Linked DNA regions of Homo sapiens: regions 1, 2 and 3 are each linked to region 4. The links are chromatin contacts, found by Hi-C or POLR2A ChIA-PET in ENCODE. All regions are on one chromosome and are shown on one strand. The core of a region is the stretch at or near the end of the contact, and the rest is flanking DNA. Distances in the headings are between cores, read along the strand shown.

Region 1 (3,318 bases), core at 600-3,099, 110 kb after region 4:
TGGGACACATAAAAACTTCTCTTCAAAATACACTGTGTTTAAGTGCACATTAGTGTTCAGTGGTCCATTTATAGACATATCAGAGTTAGGCTACACATTTTCTAGTTTCTAACCTGCTGTGGTAGCACAGGTCAGAAAACTCTAAAATCCTACTATTTAAAATTATTAAAGCATTTTGCTGTTTTACAAAAATTTGTTTGTTGTATGTACATAACCGTTTGCATTGATTGATTGATTGATTGAGATGGGATCACACTGTAGTGCCCAGGCTGGCCTTGAATTTCCGGGCTCATGTGTCCTCCCACCTCAGCAGCCTGAATAGCTGGGATTATGGGCTCCTGCCACATTGCCTGGCTACATAATTATTTTTTGAAAAGCTATTACAGGTTTCAAAGTTTTGTGAACCAGACTTAACTTTTTTTTATTATTGGTTAGTTTTCTTTTCTGTCTTAACAAATTTTCACATGTGCAAATTGTTTTATTTTGTAGCACATTCTTAGTGTAAAAATCAATAGTGTTGTAGAAAGCTTAAAAAAGAGACTTTTTAATTGCTTAATTGTACAGACTGCTAACTTTGAAAAAGTATTTTCCAATATTTTGGTTTAACTATGATCTTTCAATTTATGACAAATATTTTTTTCCTGTCAACTACCAAATTCTCTATAAACTACAACCCAGCAACACACATGTGTAAACCAACAGAAGATTGCATTTGTGTGTATGGAAAGGTGGTTCACTTTTTAAAATTCCTTAAGAAAACTGACTTTATATGTTGTCAGTATAATGTGGCTTATGACTTTTTTCTAATTTAAATTAGGGCCTTTATATTTACAGTTAAAACCTTCACCAGGTGCAGGGATTGATGGGCGTTAAGTGAAATGATAGACTGATCTAATTATTCTACATTCTTGTTTTTAACCAAAGTTACATTTTATAAACTGTGGTATAGTAGAAAGCAGTTTTTTTTCTGTCTTGGAGTAGCATTTTATATTAAGGAAAACAAATTATTATCTAGTAAAAGTAGATAACAAAGTGAAGAGAACAAATTATTTTGTTGTAAGATAATGGAAAAAAGGATACTACTGTTGAATTTTCTAGTCCTATAGTGAAAGAAGTGGAAAGAAGGTAGACCAATAGTCATTACTGTTTCAGTGACAAAAATAATTTTGTAATTTCTGCCTCCAAAAAATTGGATTTATAGAATGAATTTCTGTAAGAGTCTTTCTGCAATATTTGCCATAGACTGTCAAGCTGAAATAAAAGCCAAGGTACCCATCAGGTCTCAAGGAGATGGCACTGAGTTTGGTCTAAAGAAACCTTTGTGCACCAAGTCTTCACAGTAGTCAGTCAGTCTCTGTCTCTCTCTGTCTCTCTCTGTCTCTCTCTGTCTCTGTCTCTCTCTCTCTCTCTCTCTCTCTCTCGTCTTTCTCTCTCTCTCTGCAGATGTTATTTTTGCTACATTTGCTATTTTAACCTGTCAGTTAAAAAATAATTACTATGTCAGTATGGCTGGCAGCTCATATAGGAAAAATATGCTGTCTCTTAATCAAAGGTGATTACAGTTTTCCCCTGTCTATAAATGTGCTTGTTGTGTAACGAGAATGCATTAGTCTCAGCCTGATGTACGAAATGAAAGGCAGTAAGAAGCAGCACCATTGTTATCACTCCAGGCGTGTCTAATGAATCGTGTTTCCATGTTCTCTCGGTCACGCCGTAGAGTGCCCTCAGCCAGGGCTAAGCCTCCTGTAAAATGCTCTTTAAGATTATTGTAGCAAGAACAGAAATGCTGCATGGCTGGGGGTGGGGAGAGAATGCCAACGAGACAGCTGCATTTCAAACAGTTACAGCTGCAAGGATTACTCATAGTAATAGCAGTGACAGACAACTGTTTGAGCTTTAGTGTAAAAGGCAATTTGGGGACTTGCCCTGTCAGAATTTTAGTAGCAAGCTTCTGTGTGCACGTGTGTGTGCATGTGCGTGTGTTTTTTATTCAAATTAGTTTGTGTCTGAAGAGTGGAAGGAAATATTTTAAATTTTTACTTCTCAATTGTGCTAATGTTGAAATCAGTAGTTGACTCATCTTTATTAAAATCATTGTCCTAGAGGAAGTTTATAAAATGTTTATTTGTAGCAATGATGAATTTAAATGTATATGTTCTAACTGAATCACATGTCTGCTTTTCCGTCTCAAAATTTATCTTGTGATGATTCCTGTTTTAAAAATATTGGTTTTCCTTGTAATTTCTGAACATACAGCCTTGTTTAATATAGGATCCTTATTTTAAAAATTTATTTCAAATATGATGTAAGCTTATAAAAGTAATGCCTGTCATGAAATCTGGAAAATACTCAAAGAGGTAAAGGAGAAAACAATCATTATTCTAGCAGAGATAACTGTTAATTTTAATCCTTCTGGACCCTTGTTTATGCATTCTAGAGCATATTAAGAGCATGTTAATCATTTTAAAGGTTAAAAATGGTAATCATTTTAAAAAATATTTGGAAGAAGTAGCAAATGGGGACAAATTTGGTTTTGAGAAGTCAATAACAGCCATTGTGCAAGATTTCTTTTTCAGTGTGCAGCTATTAAAGTAACATTGCAGCCTGTTTTCTGTAGCAGTTGTCTTTTGAAGGCCTTGTACAGTTTATCTCGAAATTTAGTTTTATGGTTTCCTTCAATTTAAAGTTTGCTGGCTTTACAGGGAGTCTTGTGATCCATTGAAATGCTAACTTGGGTCGTGTCTCAACTGCTACAATGCTGTGTAGAAACTGTCATTAAAATTCTGGTTATCCTGCAACTGGCAGAGAACCCATGCTGATTCCTTAGGAAGATAGTACACTGTTAAAATTTTGAATCGCAATTGTGCTTCTGTCTGCCAAATATTATCAATATTTGTAATCACTTAAGGTTGCAAATAGTTTGAAATAAATGGAACGTTTTAGTATGTATCTTCTATCCATGATTCTTATTTGTTTGATGAATTGACATCGGGAAGGTTACAATCCATTTCCAACATAGATTTGTTAAGTGATACTGAATATTTTACACTCATGAGCAATTCAAGAAATCAGAGCTCTAAATAGGTTGAAGTTGATATAAGTAATAAGTCCATTTAGTTATTAATGACTTCAAATATAGATTCTACCAGGCAACTGATGGCAGCATAAATTGATCAGTCAGTGGTGGTGTAGTGTTGTAAGTCATTGGATTTTTTTATGTGTGAAGTGCTATATTTCATAATTAATGTAGCATTGTGCTCCTTTGTTACTGAGTTTCTTTGGTAAGTCAGTTTTTAAGAAAGCAGATACTTCAAAATC
Region 2 (2,993 bases), core at 306-2,805, 100 kb before region 4:
CAGAAAAGGACACTAGTGTCACATCATGGGGAGCCTCAAGAGCTGAGGATACCACACTTCTTAATTCAGGTGGTTCAGGTAGGCAGTGTCAATCCATATGGAGTGAACCTGTTTCCCATTTCTTCGGGAACCTGCCTTCCCCTTGCTAGAATTACATTTTAGAATTGCAATTAGAATTCCCCCAGCTAGAATTAACATTCTAGGCAGGCTCCCAAAGGAATGGGGATGCTGCTACCAGAAGGGGGAGGCACCCTGGACGGAGAAAGAAGAGAGAGGTCGGCTATCATCAAATCCTTCCGCTCATTCATTCAACAACAAATACGTATTGAACATCAACAGTGGGCCAAGCCTGTGCTTGACATAGAGTCACGAACTCTTAGACTACGGAATCTGCCCTTCAATTTCCCCCTTTCCACTACTGGATTCAGCTACCCCCTGCTTGCCTTCGATTGTTTCAGTTCTTCAAGTTTAAATTTCTGAAAGAGGCCGGATGTGGTGGCTCATGCCTGTAATCCCAGCACTTTGAGAGGCTGAGGCTAAGGCAGGCAGATCACTTGAGGCCAGGAGTTCAAGACCAGCCTGGGTAACATGTTGAAACTCCGTCTCTACAAAAAAAAATACAAAAATTAGCCAGGCGTGGTGGTGCATGCCTGTGGTTCCAGCTACTCGAGAGGCTAAGGTGGGAAGGTCAATTGGGCCCAGGAGGTTGAGGCTTCCGTGAGCCATGACCGTGCCACTGCACTCCAGCCTGGGTGAGACAGCGAGACTCTGTCTCAAAAGTAAATGAATTAATAAATAAATTTCTCAGAGAGGTCTGATTCTCTTGTGTTTTGAGTCTGACTACACGGTAGGTCATGAGCCCAGTCCAATTAGACAGAAAACAGCTGACCGTGGCTCCTCTAAGCAGAGCACCGCAGGCAGGGGAGTTCCCATACAAAGGGAAGTTGGGTGTGACGGACTCCATGTCAACATAACCACCTACAGTCAGAGGGGTCATTGCAGCAGATCAGCCACGTCATCATCCTTTACTGAAGCCATCACATCACTCCCACTAGCAACAGATTCATACCCAGAGTTATCTTTTTTTTGTTTGTTTGAGACGGAGTCTCCCTCTGTTGCCCAGGCTGGAGTATAGTGGTGTGATCTCGGCTCACTGCAAGCACCACCTCCCGGGTCCACGCCATTCTCCTACCTCAGCCTCCCGAGTAGCTGGGACTACAGGTGCCTGCCTCCACGCCTGGCTAATTTTTTTTGTATTTTTAGTAGAGACAGGGTTTCAGTATGTTAGCCAGGATGGTCTCAATCTCCTGACCTTGAGATCCGCCCACCTTGACCTCCCAAAGTGCTGGGATTACAGGCGTGAGCCACCGCGCCTGGCCCATACCCAGAGTTATCTTGATGGTGCTGACTATAATCCTATACTCAGGACATTGGTTCAGTCACAAAGGTTGGGGAAAAATGATTATAAATTCTCCTAATGCAGACAGTGATGATGGTTGGGATGCAAATTATCACTGAGCAATTTTTTTTTTTACCACTGCATTTGCATTAAACCATTTGAATACTACTGAATGATTTATATGTTGAAAGGGACTCTATTCCCCATTGCAGGAGATGAGAGGCACAATTAGCTCATGATTAGTCATCTCTGAAGAAGAGGCATAACGGGTCCGAGTGGGAAAGTAGAAATTCATAGTTTCACCAGGCACGGTGGTGCATGCCTGGAGTCCCAGCTACTCGGGAGGCTGAGAAGAGAGGATCTCCTGAGATGGGAGTTCAAAGCCAACTTGGGCAATATAGCGAGACCCTGTCTCAAGAAAGAGAATGGAAGGAAGAAAGGAAGGAAGAAAGGGAGGGAAGGAGGCAAGTTATCTTAGGATTGCACATTGGGTCTGCCTTTCTAAAGAACAATTTGGCAATAGCTATTAAATACTAAATATACAAAATCTTTTTGATCCAGTAATTCTAGGAATTTGTGGTAAGAACATAATCAGAGTTGTATTGGAAAATATTTCTCCAAGGTGGTTCACTGCAGCATTAATATAATACTAAGCCAGGCGTGGTGGCTCACGCCTGTAATCCCAGCACTTTGGGAGGCCAAGAAGGGTGGATCACGAGATCAGGAGTTCGAGACCAGCCTGACCAAAATGGTGAAACCCCGTCTCTACTAAAAATACAAAAATTAGCCGGGCATGGTGGCGTGCGCCTGTAATCCCAGCTACTCAGGAGACTGAGGCAGGAGAGTCACTTGAACCCAGGAGGCAGAGGTTACAGTGAGCCGAGATCACATCACTGTACTCCAGCCTGAGCAACAGAGCGAGACTCCATCTAAAAAAAAATACATATATATGTGTATATATATATTGTATATGTGTGTGTGTATATATATAGTATATATGTGTATATATGTATGTATATATATTACTAAAAAAATTTGGCCAGGCTCAGTGGCTCACACCTGAGCCCATCACTTTGGGAGGCTGAAACAGGTGGATCACTTGAGGTCAAGAGTTGGAAACCAGCCTGGCCAACATGGTGAAACCCTGTCTCTACTAAAAATACAAATTTAGCTGGGTGTGGTGGTGCACGACTGTAGTTCCAGCTACTCGGGAGGCTGAGGCACGAGACTTGCTTGAACCCAGGAGGCAGAGGTTGCAGTGAGCTGAGATAGCACCACTGCCCTCCAGCCTGGGGCAACAGAGTGAGACTCCATCTCAAAAATAAATAAATAAATAAATTTTTTTTAAAAAAATTAGGAGCAACCTAAATGTCCAATAATTGAAGATTAGCTAAGTAAATTATGGTGCATCCATGTGATAGACTCAGTGCAGTCCAAAAGAAATTATGTGAAAGAGTATTAAATGACATAAGAAAATGTGGTATTTTAAAAAGCAAGCTGGCCAGGCGCAGTGGCTCACACCTGTAATCCCAAAACTTTGGGAGACCGAGGCAGGTGGATCACGAGGTCAGGAGTTCAAGACCAGCCTGGCCAA
Region 3 (3,087 bases), core at 480-2,979, 93 kb after region 4:
TTCTTAAGGATATGTAGTGATGTGCATAGAGATTGAGTATCAGGATTCCTTGTTAAGGATTTCCATCTGCCATTTAGGATTATTATTGGTTTGGTTGACATTGGCATTGCCTTATCAAACAATAGATGGTAGGTGGAAGTTTCGCTACCCTGTTTGGTATGAGGCAGATATTAATTTGTTGTTCTGAAGAAGGTGATGTTGGATAAGCCAGTTTTATTTAAATGGCCATATGAAGAAAATAGGATCATAATGTGAAGTCAGTGTACTGACAACAGAGTATGTGCGTATTTTGTGAGATGCACAGATACACGTAATTACCTTATAAGTGGTATGGGATGAATTAAGTGGAGCAACCATGGGACAGAAACAGTACAAGTGATGCAGTGAAGTGCAACTTGAAGCGGTGTTGTAGCATAAATTTTGATTATTAGATAGCAGATAAGTTAAATTCCTTAGATACGGTAATGTACAGCAGCCAGAGAGAGGTTATTTCATGTTGCTAATTGCATATCAGATTCAGTGCCCAGATGACTTACCTTTTGGGAAAACAAAACCCACTCACTTTTATGGAACATATTCTCTGCCAGAGACACTATTTTAAGCACCTTTACGTGTTATCTCAGTTAATCTTTAAAAATGTTTGCATAAAGTAGTTGGAGTTTCAGAAAATGTACTCTGAATTCATAGTAAAAACTACAGTAGGTCAGCTATTAGTTGTATTAGCCACATTGATTAACCACAAACATGCAGAACTTATATTGAGCATGCTTTGAGCCAAGATTTTATGTTTTGGGGTAAGCTTTTTCTTTAGGGAATTTTTTTGTGAGGAAATAGATTTGGGACAAAGATTCTCAGACCAAACTCAGTTTTGGAATCACCCAGAATTTCAGAAATGGGATCTCAGTTCACTATCAGGGTCGAACTGTTGGGAGCTGGGCCCTTTGGGACAGTGAAGGACAAGAGATGGGGGAAATTTGAGGAGTAGTTGGGCACCACCCTTACTTCTCATCCAAAATTAGGATGTGGACTTTATCGGTGATGGCTGAGTTTCATTTAGTAATGAGGAAAGGTTTTTGTGAAACATTCTTTTAAATGGAATCACATGAGTTAATGGTGTGAGTATTTCAGGGCTGTGAGTTAAGCTGTTGGGGCAGTGAAATAGCAGGAATTTCTCAGCTCAGTCAGAATCCTTTCTTGTGTGCTGTGTATGGAACACAGGGGCAAAGGAAAGGCCAAGCAAAGAGAAACTGCCTGTGTGCCTGTTCTGTGGCTCTGGGTAATCACCTGGCTTCTATTAAGTTCTGTAGTATTGGTGAAATAATTGGGGATTTAAAGGAGGTGAACCAGTGTGTGGTCTCTTTTAGCCAATCCATAACCTTTAAGGTACAAGTTGCTGTGATTTTCTTCTTGGAAATAGTTTTTGTATATTCATTTTTCATGGTTTAGGATCTGTAACTTTAATATCCTGTCTATGAATATGAACAACCTAGTGAGGTCCATCCTTCTCTAGAGATATAAGTAATCTCAATTATTCTTCCTTTCTTGCTTTGCGCTGCAGTTTGTTTTCATAGTGACATGTAGCAAGTAGGATCATTGTTTATATCGGTTAGGCCACAAAAGTCATTTAATGAAAAATTTGATGGAAACATTTTAGAAGGGAGTCCCAGAGAATAACGGAAATGAGTCAGCTCTGAGAGGAAGTATAAATTAATGTGATATCAGCTGCTGTGGACAAGCCGGGAACCTAGCTAATGTACTTAATGTTGTTCCTGTAGCACAACAACTTTCTGGATTCCAAATCGTTGACTTACAATTGAAACTTCAGGACACACCCATTATGAATTGGGATCTAAGTAGACTTTCAAGAAGCAGGAGCATGCTAAATTTCTGTGGCTCTGGTAATCATTCATTCATTCTTTCTTTTTCTCACTTTCCCTCTTTTTTTTTTTTTTTTGAGACAAGGTGTTGCTGTGTCCCCTGGGCTCAAATGATTCACCCCTGCCCTGCCTCGGCCTCCCTGAGTGCTGGGATTACAGGCCTGAGCCACTGTGCCTGGCAGGTGTACTATATTTTGAAAATTTCTTGAGGTCCTTTAGTATCTGTATTTCTTGCCCAAATGTTTATTCTACAGTATGTAAACAGTAAAGAAAATAAACCAAATCTGGGCATTTCATCATCAGTGGTTAGCTACTGATGTAGTTCAGAATTAAGCAGTCAACATCGATTATAGAGTCATTTGGCCGAGAGCAAACCTGTAATTCTTTCTGAAGCCAGCAGACCCTGAGCCCACGAAACTTGTCAGTAGATAAGATAAAACAAAAGTCAGTTTTGAGTTCACCTGTTTGATTTGAATATAAGCAAGAGCTTGGTTGCTTGGAGTTCTAATAATTAACTACACTGTAAGAATAGTTTTAAATTTTAAACGTATAATTCCATCATATTATAATGGTCAATTTAATAAATTTGACTTAACATTGCTTTTAAATTGTGTGTAATGTAAAAGTGTCACTTTATTTTTATGCACACATACATCAATTGTGCATACTTGAACTTAGTAGTAAATAAAGTGAACTTTTTTTTTTACTTTTATTTTTTGGAGACTGGGCCTCACTCTTGTCGTCCAGGCTGGAGTGCTGTGGCGCAATATCGGCCTGCTGCAACCTCTGCCACCCCGGTTCAAGCGATTCTCCTGCCTCAGCCTCCTGAGTAGCTGGGATTACAGGTGTGCACCACTATGCCTGGCTAATTTTTGTATTTTTAGTAGAGATGGGGTTTCACTATGTTGGCCAGGCTGGTCTCGAACTCCTGCCCTCAGGTGAGCCACCTGCTTCGGCCTCCCAGAATGCTAGGATTACAGGTGTGAGCCACTGAGTCTGGCTTTTAATGTCTTTTGTCTTGGATAGGGAACAGCTATAGGACTATTGCTATATGCTTACTTGATAAGAGAAATTAGTTGTTCACAAGTATTTGAGTGCTACTATTTACCAGGCACTGTTTGAAGCTTTGAGAATAAAGTAGTGAAGAAAACAGACTAAAATCTTGGTTCCTGTGGATTTTTAGCTCTGGTAGAGAAGATAGTAAAGAAGT
Region 4 (2,941 bases), core at 340-2,839:
TATCAGCTTGTTTTATTTTAGTATTTAATGTAAAGAGCTATGTAGAAATCTTGATAGAAAGTTTCTCCCACCTTAAAATTCGAGAAGATTGACATACATTCTTCACTGGGAGGAATCTTATGATATGAAGTTTCGTGTAAATATTTATTTTAGCACAATTGCTTTTCTGTATGGAAGACTGTTTTTAGTGGTCTGTAAGTAAAATGAGAAAACGATTACAATTTTTTGTCTTTTTCCAGGCTGAACTCACGGGAATCAAATGGCGTAGGTACAATTTTGGAGGGCATGGGGACTGTGGACCCATAATTTCAGCCCCAGCCCAAGATGATCCAATTCTGTTAAGTTTCATCCGCTGTCTGCAAGCTAACCTGCTTTGTGTATGGCGTCGTGATGTCAAACCAGATTGCAAAGAGTTATGGATATTCTGGTGGGGAGATGAACCCAACCTAGTGGGTGTAATACATCATGAACTGCAGGGTAAGGTTTCTGTTTTTTTCTTAAAAATTATTTGCATCATATTTTTTTGAACATTGATAAATTTCAAACAGATTATTAAGACTTGTCTAAAAGAACGATCTTAAGTGTTTCATGGATGTCTCTCTCAAAAGGAACATTCTCACCCCTCTTCCTCCCATCCCTGTTTTTTTTTCCTAACTCTTGTCCTTTTCCAGTTATGCTGAGAATCAGAACCTTGTGAACCGCTGCTGTTAAATGAGAGTATTGTGTCTCCTGGGTGCGGTGGGGTGGAAACCAGGCTAAGATCCACTGTTTTTAAATGATAGTGAATTGTGAGTAACTAACAAGACAGTGAATTGAACAGTTACTGTTTTTTTCCTTGGACTGTGGTTGTTATGGTTCACTGCCAGCTGAACTCTTTGGTGGAAAATTGGAGAGTGATACAGAAATTTAGTTTTGAGCCTAATTGGACAAAATTGTGAGATTACATTGAATAGTATTTTGAGGAAAGATGAATATATGGGATCTGGTCTGAATTGGGTGTAGCAAATTTTCTTTTGCTTTTATTTCTGTTTTTCATGTAATTTGGTGATTCCAGGAAACATTGGCTCCGGTGTTGCCTGATTTTTAGCTTCAGATTGCATCTGATATCTGGAAACTGAATTAATGTAAGAGTTTCATTTTTCTGTGCTGCTTTATATATTTACCACAGTTTTATGAGCAGGAACTTTTATCAGTTGTCTTTGAATTTCTGGTAAAAATTTTTACCTTTTTATCTAAGTGTTTCTATTTAGTATGCAAAGGGATTTTCTCAAGCAAGACTAATTCTAATCTTTAGTTAGGGTATTAACTCTTTTTGACTTAGTCTCTTAGAACCATCTTTTATTATCTCCAAACTATATTGTGTTAATCTGTGTCTGAAAAATTTCAGATCGTGTTTGAAATGTTTTGTTACTTGATGTTTTTAATGTTTTTTTTTTTTAAAGGAAGGAGTAAAACTAACTGTAATGTATGTTCGAGGCTCTGTTCTAAAGCTTTTACATTTGCCTGAAGGATTTCCTGCCAACTTTTGCTTGACACCTTGCTAGTTTTTCTTGGCAGCCATTTTTTATCTGTGATATCTCCTGCCACAGCAGCCAGAGGGCGGTAAACCACAATGGACTAATTGAACTGTTTACTTTATGGTCCATTTGTCTGTTCAGCTCAAACCTTTATCCTGATATTTTTTAGGGTATTTGGTCTATAAATAAGAGAACCATTGTGGGTGACATTGCTTGCTTAGCTGGGTAATCAGCAAAGTCCCAGAACTTAACATTCATCTCAAAGCCTGTTCTATGTAGTTAGCAGTTAACTTAGGTAAAATTAGAGTTTCAGAACATCTGGATTCTGTTTATCAGAATTTTAAAAATAAGATGTCACCTAGAAGATAATTACAACATTTTTGTTTGTCCATTAAAATATGAAAACATATTTTTACTTTTTTTCCCTATGTAGTAGAGAGGTATAAAGCTTTTTAAAAAGTGTCTTTCTTATCTTTCATGATTGTTTCTGACTGTCATCTTCTGTTTCTCTGTATTAATCTCTTACGTTTTAGCTTTTTGGTCTGCTCTTTGTTAGTGTGGTACATATAATTTTGTAATGATGAGGAAACCAAACCCAACTGCTAATGAGGGTTATTTAGTTGATAATATAGAATAAATTTATTTATCTATGCCAACGGAGAAAATCGTCAGTGTTCTTAGAAATAGCTTATTAAATTATTGTGTTATTTTTCATGGGCTTTGTTACTGAGTTAACAAAAAGGAGTAGGGCATTTAAATTTTGGGATAGTTGCTTTAGATTGCATGTGTAAATTAATATCTTAAGTATTTTTTGGTAAAGAGTTAAGCAAAGATTGAATTATTTTTAGATATTTTTAAAATTACAGAAACACTACATTTAAGTTAGAAAATTAGGAAAACAGTCATCATATGGAGAGAACAAAGAAATAAAAATACTGAAGTCTGAAAGAGTTTTAGATGTTTTATGTGTAAATGAAATTGGTACCATACAGTTTTTCTAATTTTCTAATTAAATGTAGTATTGTGAATATTTTCTCTTGGGAATGATTACTTTTCTTTGGAGTTTGATAGTGGTATAAACTGTTTATATTTTGTATTCTATCAGGAAAGTATTACAGTAATGGAATAATTATAATTTCATTGAGTGCGTCTCCTCTTTTTAATATGAATTTTGAGCAAGTTTTTAGATTCATTTATATGAAGTGTCCATTTTTGTAGGTAAAAGTAGTTGAAAAAGGTAATGTATGGTTCAACCTAATAACAGAAAATATCTAGCCTTAATTAGAAAAATAAGTCATAAAGACAACTTTGTTTCAAATAAGGGGAAATACGATAGCAGTCATGAAAAACTGAAGGATACAAAGAGAATATTTTAATTGGTAGCCATACAAAGTGGAGATATTTTAGAATCTATTTCATTCTCT

Evidence for each region. Hi-C counts contacts between places; a loop is a spot of excess contacts on that map. ChIA-PET counts read pairs that join two places held with the same protein, here RNA polymerase II (POLR2A). Pooled maps may share reads with other maps.
Region 1: a loop to region 4 is called in a pooled map, with 2.1 times the contacts of the local background. The contact joins two enhancer-like sites. A Hi-C loop is called at or near these places in 3 of 168 maps with a recorded cell type or tissue (gastrocnemius medialis, heart right ventricle and naive thymus-derived CD4-positive, alpha-beta T cell) and 6 of 50 pooled maps. POLR2A ChIA-PET finds 5 or more read pairs at or near these places in 4 of 52 experiments (PC-3, T-cell, activated B cell and 1 more).
Region 2: a loop to region 4 is called in a pooled map, with 2.3 times the contacts of the local background. The contact joins two enhancer-like sites. A Hi-C loop is called at or near these places in 2 of 50 pooled maps. POLR2A ChIA-PET finds 5 or more read pairs at or near these places in 3 of 52 experiments (OCI-LY7 and activated T-cell).
Region 3: a loop to region 4 is called in a map of endothelial cell of umbilical vein, with 5 times the contacts of the local background. The contact joins two enhancer-like sites. A Hi-C loop is called at or near these places in 47 of 168 maps with a recorded cell type or tissue (A673, B cell, CD4-positive, alpha-beta T cell and 26 more), 35 of 37 single-sample maps with no recorded cell type and 36 of 50 pooled maps. POLR2A ChIA-PET finds 5 or more read pairs at or near these places in 6 of 52 experiments (CD4-positive, alpha-beta memory T cell, HEK293, MCF 10A and 3 more).

Annotation. Positions count from the first base shown.
Region 1 is chr12:116,122,227-116,125,544 of GRCh38, reverse strand. All of the region lies in intron 2 of MED13L (mediator complex subunit 13L), which reads left to right. Among named protein-coding and RNA genes, the nearest start is that of MIR620, 25 kb to the left of the region's middle. Within about 2 kb of position 1,849, at least 11 of the 41 ENCODE cell types and tissues checked have a DNase peak (open chromatin) inside an H3K27ac peak, as active enhancers do; they include gastrocnemius medialis, where a contact is called at or near this core.
Region 2 is chr12:116,334,838-116,337,830 of GRCh38, reverse strand. No RefSeq gene overlaps it. Among named protein-coding and RNA genes, the nearest start is that of MED13L, 59 kb to the right of the region's middle. RefSeq lists an enhancer at 610-659. Within about 2 kb of position 1,555, at least 4 of the 41 ENCODE cell types and tissues checked have a DNase peak (open chromatin) inside an H3K27ac peak, as active enhancers do.
Region 3 is chr12:116,142,198-116,145,284 of GRCh38, reverse strand. The region is part of intron 2 of MED13L (mediator complex subunit 13L); the gene reads left to right. Among named protein-coding and RNA genes, the nearest start is that of MIR620, 4.9 kb to the left of the region's middle. RefSeq lists a cis regulatory region at 2,799 and an enhancer at 2,727-2,871. Within about 2 kb of position 1,729, at least 6 of the 41 ENCODE cell types and tissues checked have a DNase peak (open chromatin) inside an H3K27ac peak, as active enhancers do; they include endothelial cell of umbilical vein, where a contact is called at or near this core.
Region 4 is chr12:116,235,004-116,237,944 of GRCh38, reverse strand. MED13L (mediator complex subunit 13L) reads left to right here. Exons shown (of 31, transcript NM_015335.5): 2 at 240-477. Among named protein-coding and RNA genes, the nearest start is that of MED13L, 41 kb to the left of the region's middle. RefSeq lists a cis regulatory region at 698 and an enhancer at 626-770. Within about 2 kb of position 1,589, at least 7 of the 41 ENCODE cell types and tissues checked have a DNase peak (open chromatin) inside an H3K27ac peak, as active enhancers do; they include endothelial cell of umbilical vein and gastrocnemius medialis, where a contact is called at or near this core.